Regions from separate parts of the Homo sapiens genome. Here all the other regions are linked to region 5. Evidence: chromatin loops called from intact Hi-C (ENCODE). Cell type or tissue: endothelial cell of umbilical vein. All regions are shown on one strand.

Region 1 (5,000 bases), 130 kb before region 5:
ATTGCTGGGTACCAAACACTATGGGAGGCTGACAGCTACGGAGGCCCAAGCCCCCCAGGGCCAGCACAAGCTCCTTTGCAGGGAGACCGGGGAGCTGGTCCCCCACTGGCAGGTATTGCCCTTGACCTGCGCCCATCCCCCCCACCCCTCGCTGCCCTTTGCAGCCAGCCTGGTGGACAGGAGGTGGTGTCTGGGGTGCCCCTCTGAGCCAGGAGAGCTAAAGCTCCAGGGACTTCCCGGGCTGCCTGTGCGCCTCTCATAAGTGAGTCCAGAGCTCCAGAGAGAGGACCAGAGGTGATATTTAAATTGCATTCAAACCTGTGTCTACCCATGCTGCTTTTTGAATATAAGTCATGTGTCTGTATTTTTAAGAGGGCCAAACCAGATATTGAAACTCTGAGTTTGGGTTTTGGTTTTCTACCCTGTGGAACTGTATGGTTCTCTCACAACTATGAAAGCTCTGGTGGGCTCAACAATGACACCTTTATCCCATGAGATATAAAGGAATCTGCACTTTGGGCCAGCAGCTATGAGCTTCTTTTCTTTGTTAACCCATTTATGCCCAGTGTTCCATTATTGGAACGCTAAGCTTGTGGAAGTTATTTATATCCTACTGCTCAAGGTCATCACCAAGGTCTGACTTTTCAAACACAAAAAAATTTGCAACCTATGGCATAAATGGGTAAAGCACACAATTGGTTTTAGGATTGTAGGAAAAAAATTTAAAGCCAAGAAAATAGAAGTATGTTCTTCCTGATTCTTTCTTCTTATAGTTTAAGTTCCTTTGGATTTTTTTGCAGTATTAGCTATTTTTAAAAGAAACTAAAATATAAAACAAGTACTCAATGAAGTCTGTTTTGCTAAAAAAGATTAAAAACTGTGGTCTTCATGGTTGGCATACTACATTTTGGAGAGTGAAAAGGACATTAGTTACCCAAAATTTTAACTCAAATTTTAAAAATTTGAATTTTGTATTTTGAAAAAAAGGAATGCTATAATCCCAATGTGCAGATAACCATTTGTTCACTAACCTAAAGCCAATAAGATTTCAAAGTTGTTTGGTTATCAGTGGTTACAGTTAAAGATGTATACATCTTTAACAGTGGTGCTATGTTGTCATGAATTTAATTAAACAATTTAAATAAATACTAATATATTTTAGAGAAATTACACTCCTCCCCTTTATGAATGTTGCAGTTTCCTTTTGCATAGAATTAAGATTCTGCATATTTATTAAATGCTAAAATATGTGATTTTCCTCTATAATTGCCTAGAAATCTTTTCCTAGCCTGGGTCACAGGATTCCATATGATAGCAACTATTAAGACAAATGTTTATTTTTAATCACCACATGTACAGACAAATATGTAGCCAAGTTATCCTCTAGAAGGAAAGGAAACGAAAGTATTTTGTTTGGAGAACCTCTGGCAAACCGCATGTCATTTGTCATATCTGATTTATTACCACAGGATCACATTACAGGGGAATTTCAAATCCTATAACAACATCCAAGATCACATACTTTAAGAGGAAGTATGTGGAAGAAGAGGATTTTCACCCACCACTCAGCAGCTGTAGCCATAAAGTATGTTTTTTTAATAGTCATTATTTTTATTAAGAGTTTAAGATACTTAGTAACAGTTGCTTGATCCACTTCCAGGAATTAAATTGTTTCACCCAAGCAATGAAAATGAGCCACTTCTCAGTGGAGCCTCATTAATCGTTGTCGCTTTTTTGGGTCCTGTGTTATTTTTCACAAGTACTTGAAGAAAAAGCTGGCAAGAGCTATTCTACCCAGAAATGTCAAAATTATGTAATCCAAGGAATTTTTTTTAACGTATGATTTAATATTTCTCAGACTGTGTTTTGGGTTATGGTTCTTCCACACTTTTGTGTGTGGGGAATGCGCTCGTTCTTTCCTGTCATGTTCTCCCCAGTCTGAGTTCTGGCTCCTGCAGCCAATGCTACTTCCCTGTGTGTCCACATGGGGGTGGTTACACAGGGCTTTTCCTGACCTCTTATGGGTAGACTCATCATCCTTGAATGTGTGTATACAAGTAGAAATATGCACTTCACTGGACATGGGTTACATATAAGTTTGTTGAAACATGGACTTCATTTCCAGGAAAAGACCAAAGCTAACTTTTTTGTAGGTATAGTTAAAAAAAAAAACAAGATGGGGAAATTGCATAGAATTATGAATCTGGGCATCTAAGCTTTTGAAATATCAGTTCATTTTTCTTTAGAGTTACCTTCCTTCAATAACTATCTGCTGATTTAATCAAGGCAGGTATAAGCACAGACCATAGTTGTCTGAAATGCAGAGAGGATTTTCAATTCTTCTTCCTCTCTGTCTCCTCTTGCCTTCCCCCTCTGCCACCTCATCCTTTAGATGTTGCTTTTACCTTGCTCATGAAAAGACAGCAGAATGCATTGGTAGGTACTGGGCTTTTCCCTGCATGTGTAGTCCCTGCCTTTGGTCAGTATGGGCTGGTTTAGTTCACAGCTCCTCAGGTTATGGTGCCAGTTTGCTTTTTTGATGGCCTGGAATAACTGGTCCCCAGGACACAAGCAGTTTATTTCCTTTTTAGTTTCTGTGTTGTGGTTGTAGCAGTTTCCCAGTTGCTACTGGATTTGCACCAACCATCGCATAGTGACAGTGTCACACAGCTCAGGAGTGAGCCCTCTCATTTCCTCTCGGCATCTCGTCTCCCACTCAGCTCCACAAGGAAGCCTACTTTGGTCCTTCAACTGACACATTCTGTCAGGGTCTGAGCCTCATTCATTAGTGTGTCCTCTTATCAAGCAAGGATAATTGCAAGTATGAAACCCAAAGGATTAAAAGAGGGACAGCATTAAAAGCCAAATCTCATGCTCCTTCTTGGCTAGACCAGGGTTTGAAGTATATTCATTATGACTTGCATTTTGGCATCATTTTAAAAACATGTATTGATGTACAATATATGAGTTATGTGTCTGTGTGTGTGTATTTGTATAGACACACATAAAAAAGTACAGGTATCACAGTACAGCTTGATGAATTTCATGAGGTCATGTAACTAACATCCAGGTCGAGAACCAAAACATAACTAGCAACCAGAATCTTCCTTCTGCCGGCTTCTAACACTACCCCTCGCCCCGCTCACCCCAACTCTGAAAGTACCTCCTCTCCTGACTTCTAATAGCTTAGATTAGTTTTGTGTTTCAGCATCTTCCTTATTGGGCCATAATAGATCAAACCACCTGAACTGTCCCTCCTGGGGCCTGCACTGTGGCTCGATTCCCTAGTGCTTGACCACACCAGTGAGTCAGGAAGTGGGTGGGTGCTCCAGCCAAGTGAGGAAAGGGAATATCAGCAGAATGGGGGACAGCCTCTCTAAATTAACCCTGCGGAACAAGACCACAACATGCCCAGACCCAGACAGTGCCAAGAAAGAAGTATGCTATGATGATGTTTTCATATAGTCCATTTTCTAAGCTTTCTCTCTTCCTTTTTCTGTTTGTTTTTTTCTTTTTTTTTTTTTTGGTTTGTAGACCATCTCAATTTTTGAGGAACGAGCCCACATCCTTTATATGTCCTTAGAAAAGCTAAAGTTTATCGATGATCCTGAAGTGTACCTCCGAAGATCTGTCCTTATAAACAATTTGATGAAAAGGATCCATGGAGAAATTATCATGCAGAATAACTGGTGCTTCCCTGCCTGCTCTTTCAATGGCACCTCTGCCCAAGAGTGGTTTATGGCTCAAGACTGCCCTTACCGAAAACGACCACGGATGGCCAAAGAGGAATGTGAAAAGTTTCATGCCTGCTGCTTTTACCAAGAATGTGGTGGCCACTACCTAAATTTACCCCTTTCTGTCAATGCTAATGTTGGAAGTGCCTCCACTGCTGCCTCCTCTCCCTCCGCCTCTTCTTCCTCCTCATCTTCCTCTTCCTCTCCCCCTTTGCCTTTACCGAGTTGTTCCCGCCAGGTGGATTTTGATGTAGGTAGTGCATCTATTTACAAGAGTGATGGCCAGATACCTGCCAATGAAATCTTTGTCACTAATGTCAGATCACTTGGTGTTCAGGAAAAGGCCAAATTAAATGATGAGAAAGCAAATGATGACACCAACAGAGATGGTGGCCCCCTCAGCCACGAACCTGTGGGAAATGACCTTGCTTTTGAGTGCAAAGGCCAATTTTATGATTATTTTGAGACCGGATATAATGAAAGAAACAATGTAAATGAATCTTGGAAAAAGTCCTTACGGAAAAAGGAGGCTTCACCACCAAGTAACAAACTGTGCTGCAGCAAAGGAAGTAAAATATGAGCCATCTTCTCACCGAACTTTGAAGCATGCACAGCATGATCAGTTAGCTCTCGTAAATTTTATTTTGAATGGATTTTGTAGTTTTGTACAACAGATAAAATTATGCCATGAACATGCCATGTCGTTTTAATGCCTGGAGAGCAGATTGCGTAAAACATCTGTATAGCAGGCATCAGCGAGCTTCTTATAAATGTGGTGATTTTTACCAAGGAAACGATTGACTTAATGCTTAAAAGTATATCATAGTTTTCTTACGGAAAAGATCAGTAGATGAGATTGGGGGACAATGTGCCCTTGCAATATTTCCATTGCCCCCCAAGGAGCCTGTCACTAGCTAAGAAATTTCTACATGTTTGCCAGTTAATTAGGGAGTTATTTGGTAAGCAAATCAATATAACCAGCAAAGATACCTGCTTCTTCTATATGATACAATATTTTTTTTAAATAAAAGACTAAAGACAGGGAGCTAGATGAAATGGCTTAATGGTGCTGTTAAGTATTTGTACCTAACAGTCTTGTGTGACAGATGAAAATAGGATGTAACATAATGAAACACACCTGTCTAGGGGCGGCAATCAACAGTCTTACACAGAGAGGGTATTCCCTGCAAGTTTCTGGCTTGCCTGTGATGGGTGATGAGGCTTTTAGAGAGGTGTTATACAGGGCGATTTTTGGTGCCTTACTTT
Region 2 (5,000 bases), 510 kb before region 5:
TCTTAAAAGGACTAAGGGATGGCTCACACCTGTAAATCCAGTGTGTCCGGAATTGGTAGGTTCTTGGTCTCACTAACTTCAAGAATAAAGCCGCGGACCCTCGCCGTGAGTGTCACAGGTCTTAAAGGCTGCGTGTCTAGAGTCTGTTCCTTCTGAAGTTCGGATGCGTTTGGACTTTCTTCCTTCTGGTGGGTTCCTGGTCTCACTGGCTTCAAGAGTGAAGCTGCAGACCTTCGCGGTGTTACAGCTCACAAAAGCAGCATGCACCCAAAGAAGTGAAGAACAAAGATTCCACACCAGGACAGAGTACGAGGAGATGCCACTGCTGGCTCCAGCAGCCTGCTTTTATTCTCTTATCTGGCCCCACCCACATCCTGCTGATTGGTCCATTTTACAGAGAGCCGATTGGTCTGTTTTACAAAGAGCTGATTGGTCCGTTTTGACAGGGTGTTGATTGGTGCGTTTACAATCCCTAAGCTAGACACAGAAGTTCTCCAAGTCCCCACTAGATTAGCTAGATACGGAGTGCTGATTGGTGTATTCACAATCCCTTAGCTAGACATAAAGAGTCTCCAAGTCCCCATCAGATTAGCTAGATACAGAGTGCCCATTAGTGCATCCACAAACCCTGAGGTAGACACAGGGTGCTGATTGGTGTGTTCACAAACCTTGAGCTAGATACAGAGTGCTGATTGGTGTATTTACAATCCCTTAGCTAGACATAAAGGTTCTCCAAGTTCCCCACTAGACTCAGGAGCCCAGCTGGCTTCACCTAGTGGATACCGCAGCGGGGCCGCAGGTGGAGCTGCCTGCCAGTCCTGCAGCGTGTGCCTGCACTCCTCAGCCCTTGGGCAGTAGATGGGACCAGGCGCCCTGGAGCAGGGGCCGGAGCTCCTCGGGGAGGCTTGGGCAGCGCAGGAGCCCACGGCGGGGGTGGGGGAGGCGGCTCAGGCATGGCCAGCTGTAAGTTCCGAGTCCTGCCCCGCGAGGAGGCAGCTGAGGCCCAAGAATTTGAGCGCAGCGCCAGCGGGCCGGCACTGCTGGGGGACCCAGGGCACCCTCCGCAGCTCCTGGCCTGGGTGCTAAGCCCCTCACTGCCCGGGGCGGCGGCGCCAGCCGGCCGCTGCAAGTGCGGGGCCAGCTGAGCCCACGCCCACCCGGAACTCGCGCTGGCCCGCAAGTGCGGCACGCAGCCCCGGTTCCCGCCCGCGCCGCTCCCTCCACACCTCCCGGCAAGCTGAGCGAGCCAGCTCCGGCCTCAGCCAGCCCAGAAAGGAGCTCCCACAGTGCAGCGGTGGGCTGAAGGGCTCCTCAAGCGCGGCCAGAGTGGGCGCCAAGGCCGAGGAGGCGCCCAGAGTGAGTAAGGGCTGCGAGGGCTGCCAGCACGCTCTCACCTCTCACCCAGGACTTTGGAGGCTGAGGTGGGTGGATTCCTTGAGGTCAGGAGTTCAAGACCAGCCTGGCCAACATGGCAAAACCCCATCTCTACTAAAAATACTGAAATTAGCTGGGTGTGGTGGTGGGCGCCTGTAATTCCAGCTTCTTGGTTGGTTGAAGCACAAGAATCTTTTGAACCCGGGAGGCAGAGGTTGCAGTGAGCCAAGAAGACCATGCCACTGCACTCCAGCCTGAGCAACAGAGGAAGACTGTGTCTCAAAAAAAAAAAAAAAAAAAAAAAGGACTAAGGGAGATGATAATATTTTCTTGGGGAGGGTTGTTATAAACATTAATTGAGTTGTTTGTGTGCCATCCTTCTGGATGCCAAGTCTCTGTCGCCCAGGTTGGAGTGCAGTGGTGCGATCTCGGCTCACTGCAAGCTCTGCCTCCCAGGTTCAGGCCATTCTCCTGCCTTGGCCTCCCGAGTAGCTGGGACTACAGGCGCCCGCCACCACGCCCGGCTAATTTTTTTTTTTTTGTATTTTTAGTAGAGACGGGGTTTCACCGTGTTAGCCAGGATGGTCTCAATCTCCTGACCTCGTGATCCTCCCGCCTCGGCCTCCCAAAGTGCTGCGATTACTTACAGGCGTGAGCCACCGCGCGCGGCCACCACCAAGTGACATTCTGAAGGAGAATTCAAGCAACCTGAAAAGCATAACGTCTCATATGTCAGGATCATTTAAGGCATATTTTTCACTCCTTTGCTGCCCCGTTTATCCTTGGTCCATTGAGGTTTGCCCAGAGAGATTAAATTCTTAGTGTCAGTACAAATAAAAATTAATTTTTTTTTCTTGAAACACACGCATGCACAGAGAAGCAGCATAAGAATGCGTGAGTACTGAAGCCAAGCTGCCTAGGTTCAAATCTTTGCTTTAATATTTTCTAGCTGCGTAACTTTTGGCAAATTCCTTAAACTCTCTGTACCTCAGTTGCTATCTGTAAAATGGGGATGGTCATCATAATACCTGTCTTCAGAGTTACAATAACTAAGTTACTTAATCCATGCAGGGCACTTAGAACAAGACCAGACCTTCTTTTCCACGTTACAAAGATTAGTAAAATTTTAGAAAATTAACTGTTATTTTGTATTATTCTTACTTATATGCCTCATACTCTTCAAAGGAAAGAAAAGAGATTTTGAGAGAGAATGGTTCAGAAAAACAGCTGTAGGGATCTTTTTTACTTAGCAAATTCCAACTCTTAGGGGTGAGGGCGCTTATGCGTTAGGAACACCAGGTGGCGCTGTAAACAAGTACAGTAAGGAGATCTGCACCTCCCCTCGGGTGCCGGCCTTGGGCTGTGGGGCTTGTGCCTGGCAGCTCTCAGAGCTGGAGAAGACAGAGACCTAGGCCTCTTTTTTTTATTTTATTTTATTTAACAATTTAAATACATAGGAAATTAAGAAATTCAAAGAGTTACAAACAACTGTGATAGAATTTGTTTATAAGTTAACACATTAAAATGATTTCATAATCGTGTATTTATTTCAGGAAATAATTTTATGGAATAGTGAACATTACCTTTTAAGAAATGGAAAATCTCCAATAGGTTCTATGGCATATTTAAACTCACAACTAATTTCTTAAAAACTAACTTAACAAACTCTAAATGATAATAACTGTGAGTAGCTTCATTTGGTTATTCATAACCCAATTCACAACCAAATTTACATATATGAGGCCCAAGCCCAACAGCCCCCTGGCTCCCCATCACCACACTCTGGCTACACCTTTCTGCAGAGAAGAGATTGACCATAATCCCTTTAGAATTGTGGTTTCTTGTCTAACCTTTTTCCAGAGGGGTTAGAGTTTTTCTCAGAGACGGGGAGATTTTCTCTACTGGGTACTTCCCTAACTTCTTTTCCATCCACTGCCCCCAGGCCTAGGTTGTCACTTCCTTCCTTCTTGAGACTATCCACTCCCGTACCTAGGCCAGGGTGGATGTCCTCACACTTGCCCTTTGGTCCTCCTCTTGGGAACAGTACTTCCCATGCCAAAAGACATCAGGAAATCATGGGGAAAGATAGGTGAATTAATATTTATGGAACACCTACTGTGGGCCAGGCACTGTTGTGGGTGCTTGATGTACATCAGTCATCTCACAACAACCCTTAAAAGCCAGCTGATTGCTTATCACCATATAGCAGGGGAAAAACATGCTTAGAGAAATTGGGCAGGTCTCCCAAAGTTAAACAACTGGCTAGTGGCCAATGCCACATGTTTTTTTCTGAATCCCCATGTGATTGAATCCAGTGGAGAGGGAGGTCAGGACCAGCCACTCAGATGGAGATGAGTCTGCAAGGGAATTTCTCCCTTTCCATCTGTGTCCGAGTCTTGTCAGTTTTATCAACCCACTGCCTCAAACGTGAGCTCACCTCTCTAACTTCCTTCCCACAGCTTTGCTTAGTTCAGACCTTCATTAGTCTTCATGGCATAATCTACACTTTACAAACTGATAAACTAGGCTTTTAATCTCAGCTTTACCTTTTACTCCCAGTAAGTTACCTTTGCTTACCTCAGTTTCCTTATTTGTAAGGTAGAGATGATTATGTCTTTCTTGAGTGGTATTGTAAGGATGAAATGAAACCACATACATTAGAAAAGAAAAAGAGTCTCCTTCTCTCCCTTTTCCTTGGTCTGAGCATTGATTTATCCATTCTGTGAATATGTACTGAGCACCCACGATGTGCTAGAAATTATTTTAGGCACTTAGGACACAGCAATGAATGAGGCACACATATTTCCTGCACTCATAGAGTTAGAGTGCATAGTGTAGACAGAAAAGAAAGAATTAGAGGCTAGATAAAAGTACAATTTCAGATGGTGCTAAATGTTGGAAGAGAATAAAACAGGGTCAGGTAATAGAGATCTTTGACCATCCTGTTTCCTTTGTCCAGAATGCCCAATCACTACTCCTCCCCTGCTGAACTTCTCCTCTCTCAAGGCCCCCTTCAAATGATAATCTCTGTGAAATCATCACAGCTCGCTATGAACTTTAATCGTGCCCTCCTCTAGACTTTCCCACTGGTTGTCTAAATCCACCTGCGAGGCTGAGGACATTCACTCATATCTTACTCATTGTTTCATTCTGCACACCTTTGTCCCACCCTCAAGCAAAGCTCCACGAATATACTGAAGAGGAAAACTGACACTGTAACCCCAAAGAACTACCTGATACCTTGGTTTGCGAGTGGCAAATCCGAGAGTGAGGAGAAAGGGGACAGGCATCCTGGTACCTCCAGATGGGGACAAAGGAACAAACTTCCAAACAAAATGAACCATTCCCCTGGGATGTGTATGTGTTTGTGTGTGCACACACCCATGTGCTCATGACTGTGTGTGGTGTGTGTGCCTGTCTGTCATAGAGGCAGGGATGAAGACTGATAGGCGGGAAAATCTAAATCTAGCAGGAGGGATACTAGTTCTTTTGTTTGTTTTTTTCCTAAAAGGCTTTAGAAGCCTTCCTGCAAAAGGCTGGATTTCTGGGAGCCACTTAAATGAAGGCATTTTGCATATGAAGGACATGCAGAGTCTGAGTATGGTCACCCGCCCCTCACTGCCCGC
Region 3 (5,000 bases), 120 kb before region 5:
CTATCTGACTGGGCTAGGATCTCATGATTGGCAACATTAGTTGCCATTTGAGCCAGCTGAGAGAGGCAGTGGGAAGCCAGGACACCTCAGCCTGCCCAGGGAGGTCTAGGCTGGCCATCTCTAAACCTTTGTCCTCTCAGAGTTTGGAAAACCAGCAGCTGGAGTAGATATTTTTATTTCCCAATCAGTAGAATTTTAACCAGTTAAGATGATCAATTAGAATTCTCAACCAGCCCAATCTTGACCTAGCTGGTTTTAGGCAAGATGACTTAATGCACAAGGGACATCTCTATCTAGAGATGGTATTGGTCCCTGCACAGAAAGAACTCTTAAAGAAATTCTGGGGCCATTTATCTGGGTGTTTTAAGTGATGAATAAAGAAATACATACTAGGAAGAATCCTGGGATGGAATTTGTACGAATTAATTGATTTCTAACACTTGTTCTTATTATAGATCCAACAAAGCTTACCTCAATCTTTTAAAAATGTCCTGTTTAGGCCAGGCACGATGGTGCACACCTTAATCCCAGCACTTTGGGAGGCCGAGGCAGGAGGATCGCTTGAAACCGGGAGGTGGGGGTTGCAGTGAGCCTGCAGTCCCCACCACTCTGGAGGCTGAGGCATGAGAATCGCTTGAACCCCAGAAGCAGAGGTTGCAGTGAGCTGAGATTGCGCCACTGCACTATAGCCTGGGTGACAGAGCAAAGAGCAAGAATCTGTCCAAAAAATAAATAAATAAATAAAAGAAGAAGAAAGCAAAAAGAAAGAAAGAAGAAGAAAAAGAACAAATCATAACTCTTCATTTATTTGCTTAGAGTCAATCTATTGTATTGATTTCTGGTCAAATGACTGCTGTTTCTTAACCACAAGATTATAACCAACTTAGTGGTGAGAACTAGATTAGGAGTTAGGAAACAGAGTCTTGCCCAGGTTTGCCACTCACTAGCTGTCTAACCATGAACAAGCTCCTTCACTTCTCTGGATCTTGATTTTCCATCTGTCAAATGATGAGGCTGGATTCAAAGGGCCTCTAAAAGATTGTTCCCTTCTAACCTTCTCTTCTGATTCTAACAATTCCTGATTCTAACAATCAGGGATCTTTCTGAAGATGTTCACTTGAGTTTTCTGCATGTCACCCTTTCCTTTCCTTCCCTTCCCCAGAATGCCTTTTTTCCCTCCCAGTGAAACTGAGAAACTGCTTCTGGATCTTTCTTTAAGAACACATCTCTGAGTTTTCCTGTCCCAAATGATTGTTTTCTGCATATGGCGGCTAATCTATTGTCTTCTGTAATATACATTCCTCCGGATAGGCCATGCTTCCCCATTCTCACTGCAGTTCCTCTGCCCCTCCCCCTGGAGTGCTCCTGCCCCCGCCTCCTTTAGCCGATTAGCTCCACACACCCGGAGCCAGCCAGGCACAACGCGGCTCCCCCTGGCACAAGACTGTCCTCGCCTTCAAGCAACCAGCCTGTCTGCACCATGCAGGCAGGAGATCCGTGAACCCTCTTCTCTCTCATTCTTATGCGTAATAAAATAGCGGACTTTCCCCCTTCTTTTTATGAAGACAGTTCTTGCAGCTGTGACTATAACTGTTTTTTTTTTTTTTTTAAATACCAGCCAAGATTATGGTCCCATAACCCAATTAGTGTCATTTGGTTGTGGTCCAAGGGCTTCCCCTGCACGAGTTTTAATTTGGGGATCCCCGGAGGCTGCACTCCACATCTGTAGCCGGCCTGTTCTTCCTCTCCCCTTATTTGCTCGAGGTTTATGGGAGGATTAGCTGTGTGGTCTGGGAGGCGGCTGCTTCTCTTTCATCCTCACGGCTCTCGAGCCGCGGAGGAGCCTTTTACTTTTCATCATCAAGCCCTGGCACCTGGAGGGCGGGCAGCCCTAGCGACTGGAATGAATCAGAGGATGCCCTGCAGGCCCCGGGGGGCGCGGCCCTGCAAGCATGGGGGAGGGGAGGACGGGGGAAAGGCTGCTTATTGGGCTGCTCAGCACCCGGCCAGACTGCGCTGTGCTGGGACGGCGAGGGGGTGGTGAGGAGGGCAGCCGCAGTGTGAGGTGGCCCCCCCCCGCCCCGCCCCCACTCCCTGGCTGGCGAGGGCTGGCAAGGGCTCCGGGCGCTCATTGTGCAGGCAGCTGGCACCAGCTGGGAAGGGGAATTAGCATAACAAAGAGCCGGAGCGAGCGCGGCGCGGCCCGGCGGGGGCTCTGCCGAGCGCCCCGGGCTCGGAGGAGCCGCGCTGTCAGCGGCTGTGGCGCGCTCGGGCCTCCTGGCCTGAGACCCTCGGAGCAGCGGGGCCCGGCCCCCAGCGGGCGCGCTCTGTCTGGGTTCCGGCCGCAGGACTCGCCCGGAGAATGCAGTGGGTGTGGGTGTGTCCGGGACAGCGTGAATGGGCGTGGGTGTGTGTGTTCGGGTGAGTGTGGGTGCCCGTGTGTCCAAGCGTGCGTGTAACCGTGTCCCTGGGCGTGGGAATGCGGGTGTGAAGGGGTCACCTGCACACGGGTGGGGACCCGCCAGCCCTCTTCCCTTCCGCCCCAGGAAGGCCTCTTTGTTTATTTCTTTCCGGAGACCGCGGTGGTTCTTCAATCACCAGTTCTCAATCCTGATTGCACCTCGGAGCCCCCTTCGGGAGCTTTTACAAAACCCTCAGGCCTGAGCCCTACCCCAGAGGCTCGCGATGAATTGGACTCTGCTGAGGCCCCCAGCGGATGTTTCTTCAGACGTCCGCGTGGATTCCGACATGCGGCGTGGTTGGGAACCGCCGAGTACCCACTCCCACTGTCCCCAGCCCTGCTGCCGACCCTGGACGCCAGCGAGCGCCAAGGAGACCGGGGCCGGCTTGGCCTCGGGTTTAGGGCCTGGAAGCTTATCCTTCGCCTTCACTGGTTGAGGTCAAGTGCACATTCCCCCGACACTAGCGCTGGGTCTTAGGCTACCGACTGGGCAACCTCACCTCCATTATTGCATCTAAGCCTTACAGCAGCCCCATGGGAAAAAAGCTGTCGTGAAACGAAGCTCAGTTGAGTGTCACAAAGGGTCACAAAGCTAGGTATTCGACCCACCGAATTGGAGTCCAGGGCTATGGGACTCCAAAGTCCACGTTCTTTCCACTGTAATATTTAAAAATAAAAATTAAACAACTAAATCAAAAACCACCGCTGCTTTTCAAGTGCTGCCAAGACCTCAAGCTGACCAGGTCCCTGGAAAAACCCTGGGAGGACTCTGGAGGAGGCGGGGTTAGGGTGTAGCAAGACTCCTGACCCCAGAAGGTAGATACGGCCTAGACGACGTCACTAGAAATTGCCCGGGGCGTCTTCTCTCCAGCAACCTTCTGCACCGCCTTCCACCTGGGTAGTCTCCCTCCCCGTCCCGGCCCTTCCAGGCTCCAGCTCCCCACCCCCTCCCTACAGGAAGGAAATGTGACAGCACAAGCCGTTCGCCATCACCCAGGAGCTGTCAGCAGCTGCGCAGCCCGGGGCGGGAGAGAGCACCGCGGTCAGAGACCCGGGGACCGGGGAGCTGCACCACCGCGTTCCGGGCCCCGCGCCTGGGCTTCGCCTCGCTGCACCGCGCCTGCTTGCTCCTAGCGGGAGCCCAGAGTCTCCGAGTCTCCTCAACAGCTTCGCGACAGGAGTCTCTTGCCTCAGCTGCCTGAGCAGTCCTCCTGGAGAGGGAGGAGAGGAGGATGAAATGAGCTCTGGGCTCTGCTAGCCCCAGACTCCCCCATTACCCAGAGGTGTGGGTTTCCACGAGTGCAGGCTCCAACCAGCGCCTTAGCATCACCAAGCTCCAGAGGGCCCTGGGCTTCTGAGGCCACCCAGGCCCACCCACCCTTCTCACAGCAGGGGAGATAAAGGTCCAGGGAGGTGAAGTGACTGGAGGTTTCATGGCCTCCTGACTGCCTGCCCAGCTTTACTCTGGCTGCACCAGACCCTTTAACAGGCAAACCTGTCAGTGCTTACTTACCGGGGACATTTTCTACAGAGAGAACCTCAGTGCTGGGGAAAGGAGTAACTATAGGCTTGCAGGCAGCATCTGCCCACAAGGTGCCCTGGAGAGAGGGAAAAGTTGGAAACCCTGGGCCCCCAGCCTGAGCACTACCCAGTTTGAGTTTCTGGGGCCTGATGGGGCTGGTGGTGGCTGCTGTTGTTATTATTAAGAGTTCAGAATTCTCGTAGGTTCTAACAACTGTGTTCATTCTCAATAAATGGTTTCTTAATAATCGTTTTAATTAGCAAAAAGGCTGTCTTATTAAAGCTAATTAAAGGCAATTTGGGAACCTTATTTTCATACAATCATAAAATTAGAGAAACAAGAGGCAGGAGAAATGGGAAAAGTCTCAGCTTTTCTGCAGAGGGGGCAGGGAGGAGCTGGGGAGACCCTACCTCCAAGCCAGGCATGCAGAATGCCAGTGCCCAAGGGGGTGGACTGGAGCTCCTAGATTTGGGTGTGGCCTCAGGCAGTGCTGGGGACCAACTGCTGAGAGGGATACTCTGTTCACATCCTCCAACTGGAGTCTCAGAGTCACCTGAACTCCTCCCTCTGCTCTCACACAATTAGTCAATTCTCTCCCTCTAGCTATCTTTACATTGAAAAAGAAGGTGCTACTATTGCACCTCTGCCATTGCACCTGGCAGCCATAACCTAGGTGGTTTAGCATCCATCAGGTGCCTTAGCATCACCAAGCTCCACAGGGGCCCAGACTTCTGAGCACCCAGGGTTATCTACCCTTCTCACAGCAGGGGAGATTAAGGTCCACCGAGGTGAAGTCCACAGCCTCAGCCCTGCCCAGGGTGCCCCCTAAGTCCCCAAGCATTTCCACTCCATCCATTCTGTAGCTGATCATCCTAAATCACCAGGCAAACAGGAATACTTTACCTCCCAGGTTTGACTTTCAATGCCCTCCAGACCTCAGCCCAGGCTACATGCCCAGCCCCACCTTCTGCTCCCTGGGGGGAACCTTCTGCTCCAGCCACTTCTGTCCTCTCAATG
Region 4 (5,000 bases), 230 kb before region 5:
TAAAGATTTACTACTATGTTTTCTTCTAGTAGTTTTATGGTTTTAGCTCTTAAATTTAGGACTATGATCCATTTGAGTTGATTTTTTAATACGGTGTGAGGGAGAGGTCCAAATTAATTCTTTTACATGTGGATATCCAGTTGTCCCAACAATTTGTTGAAAAAAAATCTTTTTTTCATTTATTTGTGTTGGCACCCTTGTTGAAAATGAATTGCCCATAAATGTAAGTTTTTATTTCTGAACTGTCAATTATAGTTCGTTAATCTATTTGTCTATCCTTCTGCCAGTACCACACTTTCTTGATTATTGAAGCTTTATAATCAGTTTTAAAATTGGGAAGTGTGAGTCCTCCAACCTTGTTATTGTTTTTCAAGATTGTCTTGGCTATTCTGGGTCCCTTGCACTTACATATGAATTTTAGGACACTTAAATTTTAGGATTGACTTCTTTGTTTCTGCAAAAAAAAAAAAAAAAAAGAAGGCCATAGCAATTTTGATAGGGATCGCATCAAATCTGTTTGATCCGTACTTTGGGCTACATTACTGTCTTAACAATTTAAGTCTTCCAGTCCATTAGCATGAGATGTCTTTTCATTTATTTAGGACTTCTTTGATTTCTTTCAAAAGTGTCTTGTAACTTTCGTGTAATACAAATTTTACAGTTTTGTTAAATACATTCCTAAGTATTCTATTCATATTGAGGCTATTGTGAATGGAATTGTTTTCTTAATTTTTTGTTTTCTAATTGTTCATTGCTAGTGTAAAGAGATAAAATTGATTTTCATATATTGATCACAAATCCTGAAGCTTTGCTGAGCATATTCATTAGTTCTAGTAGTTATTTTCTTCATGTGCATTTTAGGATTTACTGCATAGGAGATCATGTCATCTGTGAATAGAGGTAGTTCTGATTCTTCACTTCCAATCTGAATGCCTTGACAAAGACATTCTCCTAGACTAGTCGCCCCCATAGTTTATTGTTGCTGTTTGTTGTTGTCATTCCTCTTTGATGACTTTCTTGGTTTTTGTAAAGTCTATATTATTGTCATGTGCATCTCAGTTAACATTAGTGGTCAGCTCAGCTAACAACTGGACAGAGATTTCATTAAGTCTTTGCTGAGGGGTTCTGTGTATATTGAGCCATGCTTTCAATGCTCCAAGAGTCAGTTTACAACTGTGCCTTAACTTTCACTTTCTGCATGCACAGAGCAGCAAGATCAGCTAGAGGTAAGAGACTAGGACCTTCTCAAGTTTTTTCTGGGCATGCACATAGCTTTGCACATGTGTGTAGACTGCTAGATTTCCAGAAATGCCTTAGAACTTTTCAGAGATCCCTATTAACATCTCATTCCCTAGATTTTGCTCTTATTTTTTCATTGGCCAGAGCCAGTACTGCTTCTTTGGTGACTGCCATGTTAAACACTTGCCACTGATTGTTTCCAACAGATGTTCTAAGGATATAGTTCTTATCAATCTGAGTCAAGTAAAATCAAAACAAAGCCTGAGAATGGAACTTTTCACAGAACTGTGAGACAAGTGAAGTAATGTCATTTCTCTGAAGATGGGGCTCCTGGGCACTCCAAACCCATTCTTCCCCCCTCCAGCATCTATGAGGCTGTTGGATTTCACAGTTGCAAGTGTTGGCTTTCAACACTACCAGGGAACTGGGGAGAGGGTAATGGGAATAGGGTATATTTAAAATGCCACAAACCTTGGTAGTTCTCACAGTATTGAGCCATTTTTCTTGAATAAACACTCCTTGGAGTGTTGCAGGCCTTTAGTTAGTTCAGAGTTCTGAAAAAGTTTTTTTTGACAATGTTTGCCAGTGTTCATGTTGCTTTTATAGAGGAGCAGACTTTCAGAGGTCCTTACTTCACCATTCTGCCTGTAAGGGTGTTTGAGTAGAGGTGTGTCCCCACCAAAGCCAGGTGTATGGAAGTCTAGTTTACCAGTGTCTGATGTCCATATGCTGGCATGGAGATTGGTGAACTGTAGTGTGATGAGCTGATCCAAAATGGCCATTCAGTTAAGGAAAACTAAGAACGTTACCAGAAAAAAGATACAAGGCCAAAAGTTCAAAGATTTAAAAGTAAGTAACAGATTGAGCTGACATGGAGGATGACCTGATTGAGCATAGGAGACCTCTCCTGTGCCTGCTCTCTGCACCCCTTCCTCCCCCATTTCCCACTGTTTGCATTCACGGCAGACTACACAGATAATAGTGTAGAAGAAGCATCAGAATGGGGAAAAGATAACTAAGATGAAATTGCATTATGGAAATATAGTGATCTATTTTTAAAACACTTATGTGTTAGCTCACGTAATCTTATCACTTGAGAGGACATGAACATGAATCTCTGTTTTATAACGGAGAAAAATGAGACTTTCAGTAGATCAATTACTTCCCAGGCTTAGGGCTAGCAACAGGTAGAACTACTCCTAGCTCTTTTGATTTGTCAAGTACTTTTTGCACTATTAGATAATAACACTCTATTAGAGGAGTTTTAGTAGTAAGGAAGAGCCTATTTTGAGATACTATCCGGAGGAAAAATCACCAGTGTATATCTGGTTGGTCATGTGAGATTAAAAAAGAGAAGATGCCCAAAAGTTGGAAAAGGTAATGCATTAGAAGTGTAATTTTAAAACATTGCAGCTAGCCAAAAAACAAGTGCCATTCTAATGTAGGGAAATAAAGATCAAGTTGCTATTAATTCGGTGAAAGAATCAGGGAAATAATTACTGAATATTTAATCTTAGCCAGAAATGTCTATATTTTGCTAATTTTTCACCATGTGTCAGCAGCACTGTAAACAATAGCAATTACAATAGTTACTTGGAATTGGATATCTAAATTTGTTAAATATTACACAGTTGGGAGTATATTATATTCATTTGCTCCCGTTTGTTTATATTTTAATATCTTGAAAAATGTCATATATTATTTAGCGCTATATTCAATATTTTACCATCTATATTATTACTGTCCACCAGACTACTAGAGAGTTACTTAAGTGTAATACTGTAAGTTTTGACTTAAGTGAAGACTCAAAATATTTTGGAGAAACTGGGTCGGCAGGGGGCAGCACAGTCTTACAATGTATAAAATGTGGTCATTTGAATGACCATTCAGAAATAAGATATAAAGATAGTGTAGTTCATGGCTTTTCAAGCTTTTCAAGCATTCAGACCCTTTATTTCAAATGAAATATTATTTATAACTCAAAAAAGTAAGGCAGAGAAAAGTGATATTTTACTAACAAATCTTATTTTATAATATTTACTTGTAACATCTGTTAATACTGAAAATGATAGGGTTGTTTTGATGAACAAAAAATTGAGAATAAAATTTTCTAGAGGGTACTGTTACTATATTATTTTTATAGATGAGGAAATTGAGTCTCAAGGAACTTTTAAAACATGTCCAAGGTCACGCAGATGGCAAAAAGTTAGAGCTTATTCATAAACTCAACTGTCTTACTCCAAAGCACAGGCACCTACAGTTATGCAATTGCTGCTAATACGTTTTCATCTTGCTGCAGCTCTGAAATCCAGTGCAATGTATTTCTTTTGTTTTAATTATACATTTTAGAGAAAACTCTGATTCATATAGATAAGGAGTTACAAATGATAACTTTGACAGCTTGCTCTTTAAACTTCAAATATTCTCAATTAAACAGAAATGACAGGTAAATCTTTAGTCCAAGATACAAATAATAATACATTAAATTTATTTGCAATACAATGTGTTCCCTAATATATTAACAAGTGATATAACTATTAAGGAAGTAGACATAGTTATTTCACCTTTTTTAGATAACTGAAGTATGGAGATGCTAAATACCTTACTAAAGTCACGGTCCTGTAACAGACCCCCGTAAATCTGACTGCAAAGTTTCCTTTCCTTACGAGTACACTATATTGCCTCTATTATATTACTCATTTATATACTCGTATTGTTCTTATTTTAATTTTTAAATAGTTAAAATTATATTTTTAAAATGAAATTCAATAGATTTCACTAACCACTGTTGGAAAACCAATAGTCTATGGATAATTATAATCCAAAACATGGAAGACACTTAGAAATCATTTGGGGCTGTTATATTAATAATTTAATTTATTTCTATTTAGTTTTCTAATAATAAAAACATTTATATTAAAAACAGATTCAAATCATCTCATTTAAAACAAATTCATTAAAGGGAACATATAACATAATTGGATATATCAACTTGTGTAGGAATAACTGATTCTAACACTCTATATGCTGAGTGACCAATTTAAAAAGCTCACACTTCCCCCAGGTGTAAATGTGAGAGCATTTCTGGGATACGGAGTCTTTAGCAACCCAATATGTGTCAGCAGTGACTCAGATATCTCAGAGAAAGAAGCTTTTTGAAATTTTCAGAAATGTGATAGACTAGTAAGAAATCAAGGAAGTCAGCTACATTAATTTTGAAGCACAATGTGTAGTTCTTAGTATGCGCTAAAGGTCTGTAGGTTAGAAAAATCTTACATGATTACTACAACTATAACGTGTCTAGATCAGTAAGATTGATTATAATAAAACATTTTTAAGTCTATGTTTTGCTACAGGGTAAAAAATTGCAATTTTTTGCTCAGGATATAAAATGTGCACAAAGCAAGTATTATCTCAAGTAAAGACTTATCTATCACTAGCACAGCTAAGTAAGTTGTGATCCCTGCTCAAGCACTCAGTCATGCAGCATATTTGGCCTTATTTTTTGAAGATGTATATCTGAGCATGTTACTCCCCAGTTCAAAATGCCTCTCTTGCTTCCATTACTTGTAGAGTAGGTCCAACTTTTCTTACCACCGCATTTCATGTCTTTCATGATTTATTATTTTCATTCAGCAATATTTATTAAGTGCCTGCTGAATGATAGGCACTGTACTAATTTGAGGACATACAAAGATGAATAAAACAAAAGTTCTGCCCTGAAGGGACTCACAGTCTAGTGGGAAAGACAGACAAAGCAA
Region 5 (5,000 bases):
CTCACCAGAGTTTACACACATGAAACAAAGCAAACGTTGCCAAGAGATCAATGTTCCTTTATAAGAAGTCCCCAACCCCAGTGGGCATATTCACCTCAATTCAGCAAACATTATCAAGAGTCTACTAATGTTTGAGGGAGTTCGATGCAAAGATGAAGACATTCCCACTGTTGAGAATGGTGAGAAATTTCTCAGTCACAAACCAGTCAGCTTACAAGTCAGTGCTTACTGCCTGCTTTCTGATCTGGGTTGTGATAATGCTGTGGGTTAAGGAATTAAGAGGCATTATTTCTCTACTCAACAAGTTTATACTCTATTTGAGAATTCCAGGAGGACACCCCTAGCTTTAATATGGCTGATGTGTGAAGTATTTAACAAGGGCCAGAGCTGTACACAGCCAGGACAATTGGCCCTGCTCGTGGGTCCTGCCTGAAAGCTGGCCCTGGCATGCCATTTAACAAAGTGTTTTCCATATGTATGATTGTCCCTAGTCGGTGTAGCCAAAAATTGCTGGGAGAGTTTCTAGCCTTGGAATGATCAGAGAAGACTCTCTGGAATAGGTGGATTGGAGCTGAGTCTTGAATAGAAGTACTATGTTTTGAACTGACCCAAGCCTATTTTGTTGTTTAACAAAAATAAAGTTCTTTGGTTTTACTCTTGGTAACTTCTGTCACTTGGAGATGGACAGGAGTTAAATGTCTTCTCTCCCACAACCTTGCCACCAAGTGGTATGTTAAACAGTGAAGGTGTCTAACTGAATTCTCCTACAAGTACAAACATTCATTAGGTAGGGAAGTACAAAACCATCATTGAACTTGTTCCTGAAAGCTTGTGAAGCCTCTATTGTCTGTCTTTAGGTACTCCAACAAGCATCTTGCACGGAAGTTCCTTCTGAGGCTGGTGCAATTCTATTCTGCTGGCTGAAGCAGTTACCCTTCTAGTCTGATTAGAGGATAGAGCCTTATTAAAGCAAAGGACACAGACCAAGAGAGTGTTAGACTTTCAGTGCTTTGGGTGCTGGGCTCAAGGGAGGTGTTTTTTTTTTTTTTTGTGATCCTTCTGGCTCAGCCTCCCAAAGTGTTGGGATTACAGGCGTGAGCCACTGTACCTGGCCTCAAGGGATTCTTACATACATGCTTCATTATTACAAGGGTATCAGAGCCTGAGAAAAATTTTAATCCATCACATATTGAGCACCATGCTTTTCATTACTAAAATATTTATTTCTAACATTCCTTATGCTAGTAAACTTTCAGGTGCAGCTTTAGGTACCATGTTGGAATTATTTGAATTGTAGTCATGTCTGGGAGTAGATTTCTGATTAGAATCCTTCAAATGCTAACTCACTCTTTGTGGACTCCTCATTTGGATACTTTCAATGTTAAGAACTGTCCTTAGAGGTGGATTAAAGTTAATTTACACACAAACATGGAAGTGCTGTAACATGATTCAGACTTATATAAGTGCCATAACAAGACTCAGAGAGAAAGGGGGACGGGATTATTCCAGCCTAGGGCAGGTTGAATAGTGGCGGGATCTGAAATTTGGGGGGAGGTATGGGGAAGTGGGAAGGAGGGAAAACATTTCCTTCTCTCAGTACATTTCCTAAAAGTGGTGCCTGTCAGCATTCTTAAAAAGGTTATTACCTTTTAAAATCATGACATGACAGTTGATAAGCCTTTGTTAAAAAGAAATTAAGCAGCAGCAGCAAGGTAAGAGCGAGATCACAGGGGCACGTGGGAGAAGATGTAAAGTGGGGTGTCTTTGTGTGGGGAACTGACTGATGCTACTTTCAGGGATGACAATAGCTGCCGAAAAGTTCGAGATGGATGAAGGTTTGTTATTCCATCATGATTTTGCTCCCAGGTTTAATGAAAGCAAAGCTCAGGTCAAATTCTATCTGGCATGTGTACGTTTATTAAACACTTACTAGGCAAGCAGTGGAAACCAGTTTACACCAAGCTGATCAGTGGAATTGATGGAGTCCTTTAAGGAGCTTGCATCACCACCTTGCATTGAATTTGTTACTAGGTAGATAGATAATAGAATGTTATCTAGAGAAGGATGGATTTGGGGCTTTTTTGCAGACAGGCAACCAGAAATTCTCCCAACTATGTGGCTGAGTTTAGGATCTTAAAGGCCATCACTTAAGGGGGAGTCTCCAAATTGTCTAAGCCAGTCTGTGTCTCCAATGTTAATGTTGCTAATTAGCAAGTCAGATGTCACCAGGGAAAGTTACACAGACTTTTATCATGCAAGTATTCAGACCTTTGACATGGAAAACAAGAGTTAACTGTCTTTGCAAGTTCTGTTACACAATGTTTAAACAAACAGTGACAATGAATCACTTAAGCCTAAAGTTGCACCATAATGTTTTCCTCTTTAAGTCTTTTTTTATAAAACATGATCTGCCTCCCCAGGGCAAGGCTTACAAAAAATTAGCTTATAACTGATTTGTTTCTCTCCACGGAAATCTTTAGTAAAAGGCGAAAGATTTATTCGATCTGAAGAGAAACCAGTGTAATGCTACAAATTAGTTCAACTCATTGTTGCAGTAACCGCAACTCCTAGTACGCCGATGGTGCCTACAGTTCGCACAAAAAGAATTACTGCCTACAGTTTGCACAAAAAGAATTCTTTAATCTTCCCATAGTTAGAAATGTTGAGTCAAAAGAAATATTCTTTTAAGCTTTAAATAATTTACTATGTGCAGGGTACTATGGGTATGCAAATGAGATGTTGAGTCATCACCTTGAGATTCCACACCTTGTTATTCACCGGGTGCCTTTGGTGCTACCACTAGGGGGCGAAGTAGAGGCCATGCTAGCTGAGTTCTAAATCCCATCCTGGGTTAACCATGGAAACTCGTTTTAGCCCTTTTTGTATAATGGGACTTGGAGTACGATTTGTTATCTTTAGCATCATCTTATTTTGAAACAATTACACATTTACAGGAAGTTGCAGCAGTAGTACAGAGAGGCCTTGTGTACCTCTACCGAGCTTCCCCAGTGGGGAATCTTTTTTTTTTTTTTTTTAATCCCTTACTTTTAATTTTAGATTCCAGGGGTACATGTGCAAGTTTATTACCTGGGTATATTGTGTGACGCTGAGGTTGAGGGTATGAATGATCTTGTCACCCAGGTACTGAGCACAGTACCCAGTAGTTAGTTTTTCAGGCCTTACCAGTCCTCCCTGCCACCCCCCAGCAGTTCCTGGTGTCTGTTGTTGCTAACAGGAGAACCTGATGGTTAGCTCCCCAGTGGGGAATCTTCCATAGTGAACTCAAACCCAGGAACTTGACATTAGTACAACCCACAGACTTTAATCAGATTTCACCTGTTTTGCAAGCACTTACTTGTGTATATGTATATAGTTATATGTGGTTTTATCACATGTGTAGATTCATGTAAACACCAACATGACAAAGATACAGAACCTTGAAGAGCTACTCTGTGCTGCCTCTTTGATGGCCATACTCACCCTCCTCCTCTTCATCTCTAATCCCTGAAAAACCACAATGCTTTTAAATATATATGTATGTGTGTATGTGTATATACACACACACATTTAGGATTCTTATATCTTATTGGTGAGAAGATATTTTTATCATTCTGCAATGACCCTTTTTGACCCTGGTGATTTTCTTTCTCTGAAGTCTACTTTATCTGCCATTGGTAGAGCCACTCCCACTTTCTTTTGATTCATGTATGTATGCCATATCCTTTTTCATCTTTTAACTTTCCACCTCCCCATTTCATTATATTTAAAGTGAATTCCTGTGGACAGTCCAGAGTTGGGTCTTTTTTCTAGCAATCCATTCTGCCAAGCTCTGTCTTTTAATTGCTGTATTTAATTTGATTGGGGTTTATTCAGCTTCTTGAATTTGTAGGTTTATGCTTTTTGCCAAATTTGGAGATCTTTTTTTTTTGCCATTATTTCTTTGAACGTATTTTTAACCTCATATTTTTTCTTCTTTCCTTCTGGAAAATTTAATGACACCAATGTCAGATCTTTTGTTCTTATATCAAGGGTCTCTGAGGCTGTATTTTTTCAGTCAGTTTTCTCTCTCTTGTTCAGATTGGGTGATTTTTATTGACCTATCCTTAGGTTCAATAATTAAAAAAAAAAAAAAATCTCACTCTGTCATCCAGGCTGGAGTGCAGTGGCACAATCTTGGCTCACTGCAATCTCTGCCTCCCGGGTTCAAATGATTCTTCTAACCCTCCCAAGAAGCTGGGATTACAGGCATGTGCCACCATGCACAGCTAATTTTTTTTTTTTTTTTTTTTTTGTATTTTTACTAGATAGGGGGTTTTGCCATATCGGCCAGGCTGGTCTGGAACTCCTGGCCTCAAGTGATCCACCTGCCTCGGCCTCCCAAAGTTCTGGGATTACAGGCATGAGCCACCACGCCTGGCTCAATAATTCTTTCTTATGTAATCTACTTTTGCTATTAAGCCCATCTAGTAAGTTATATATTAAGTATAATGCATTAATGTAAATGTTAATATTTATATCAACATTTACTTAATACTTAATTTTGTTTTGCTTATTGTCGTTCCTTAGGCCCTGAGCTCTCTAGCCAGTCTGCTCTTTTCACCATTCACAATCCCCTTACATTCGTTTTATATGTTACATCCAAGGGTTTTAGCTGTCGTTAGTGGAGGGATAGGGATAAATGTGTGTACTATATCTTGTCTGAAAGCAGACGTCTCTGTGTTGTAGCTTGTGTTTTAAAGTAAGTCTTAGGCATCATAAATGAGTTATTTTATTAATACGCAAATAGATTTCTGAAGAAAGATGGTGGAAGTAATGGACTGTGGGGGAAGGATGGGGCAGTGTGCCCTGAGGATGTGGTGAGCCTTGGTCTCGTTCTTCTCTGTCTCTATTCCCAGTCTCCCAGGCCCCTGGGCTGCCTGTGACGGCTGGTGGGTTCAGGGGTGCGCTGGGTGGGGAGGTGTCTCTTGGACAGCTTGGGCAGCTAATGGGCAAAGGGGACA

What was found. Peaks named below come from ENCODE experiments on the same cell type or tissue, not always from the same donor. Only the 100,000 strongest peaks of a DNase experiment are listed, where the experiment ranks them.
Region 1: it touches region 5 in a loop (8-fold over the local background); 2 of 110 quality-filtered maps call a loop at or near these places.
Region 2: a loop joins it to region 5, with 2.7 times the contacts of the local background. A loop is called at or near these places in 2 of 110 quality-filtered maps.
Region 3: a loop joins it to region 5, with 8 times the contacts of the local background. A loop is called at or near these places in 2 of 110 quality-filtered maps.
Region 4: a loop joins it to region 5, with 6 times the contacts of the local background. A loop is called at or near these places in 3 of 110 quality-filtered maps.

The regions. Positions count from the first base shown.
Region 1 is chr1:210,238,024-210,243,023 of GRCh38, forward strand. SERTAD4 (SERTA domain containing 4) reads left to right here. Exons shown (of 4, transcript NM_019605.5): 2 at 1-112; 3 at 1,470-1,585; 4 at 3,535-5,000. The coding sequence ends at 4,314. Among named protein-coding and RNA genes, the nearest start is that of SERTAD4-AS1, 6.6 kb to the left of the region's middle. RefSeq lists an enhancer at 123-633. In endothelial cell of umbilical vein, a CTCF peak has its summit at 1,982; DNase peaks (open chromatin) are centred at 1,468 and 1,968; H3K27ac peaks cover 1,374 bases.
Region 2 is chr1:209,857,816-209,862,815 of GRCh38, forward strand. No RefSeq gene overlaps it. Among named protein-coding and RNA genes, the nearest start is that of UTP25, 32 kb to the left of the region's middle. In endothelial cell of umbilical vein, a CTCF peak has its summit at 2,678 (motif pointing right); a DNase peak (open chromatin) is centred at 2,676; H3K27me3 peaks cover 803 bases.
Region 3 is chr1:210,249,437-210,254,436 of GRCh38, forward strand. No RefSeq gene overlaps it. Among named protein-coding and RNA genes, the nearest start is that of SERTAD4-AS1, 18 kb to the left of the region's middle. RefSeq lists enhancers at 1,932-2,487, 3,043-3,597. In endothelial cell of umbilical vein, no CTCF peak of the experiment used is centred here; DNase peaks (open chromatin) are centred at 1,495 and 1,965; H3K4me3 peaks cover 1,173 bases; H3K27ac peaks cover 1,166 bases; H3K27me3 peaks cover 241 bases.
Region 4 is chr1:210,140,589-210,145,588 of GRCh38, forward strand. The region is part of intron 6 of SYT14 (synaptotagmin 14); the gene reads left to right. Among named protein-coding and RNA genes, the nearest start is that of SERTAD4, 90 kb to the right of the region's middle. In endothelial cell of umbilical vein, a CTCF peak has its summit at 3,088 (motif pointing right); a DNase peak (open chromatin) is centred at 3,053; H3K27me3 peaks cover 174 bases.
Region 5 is chr1:210,371,746-210,376,745 of GRCh38, forward strand. The region is part of intron 3 of HHAT (hedgehog acyltransferase); the gene reads left to right. It also overlaps the pseudogene RNU5A-8P. Among named protein-coding and RNA genes, the nearest start is that of HHAT, 45 kb to the left of the region's middle. RefSeq lists enhancers at 1,303-2,215, 2,216-3,127 and a silencer at 2,803-2,892. In endothelial cell of umbilical vein, a CTCF peak has its summit at 2,799 (motif pointing right); a DNase peak (open chromatin) is centred at 2,516; H3K27ac peaks cover 491 bases.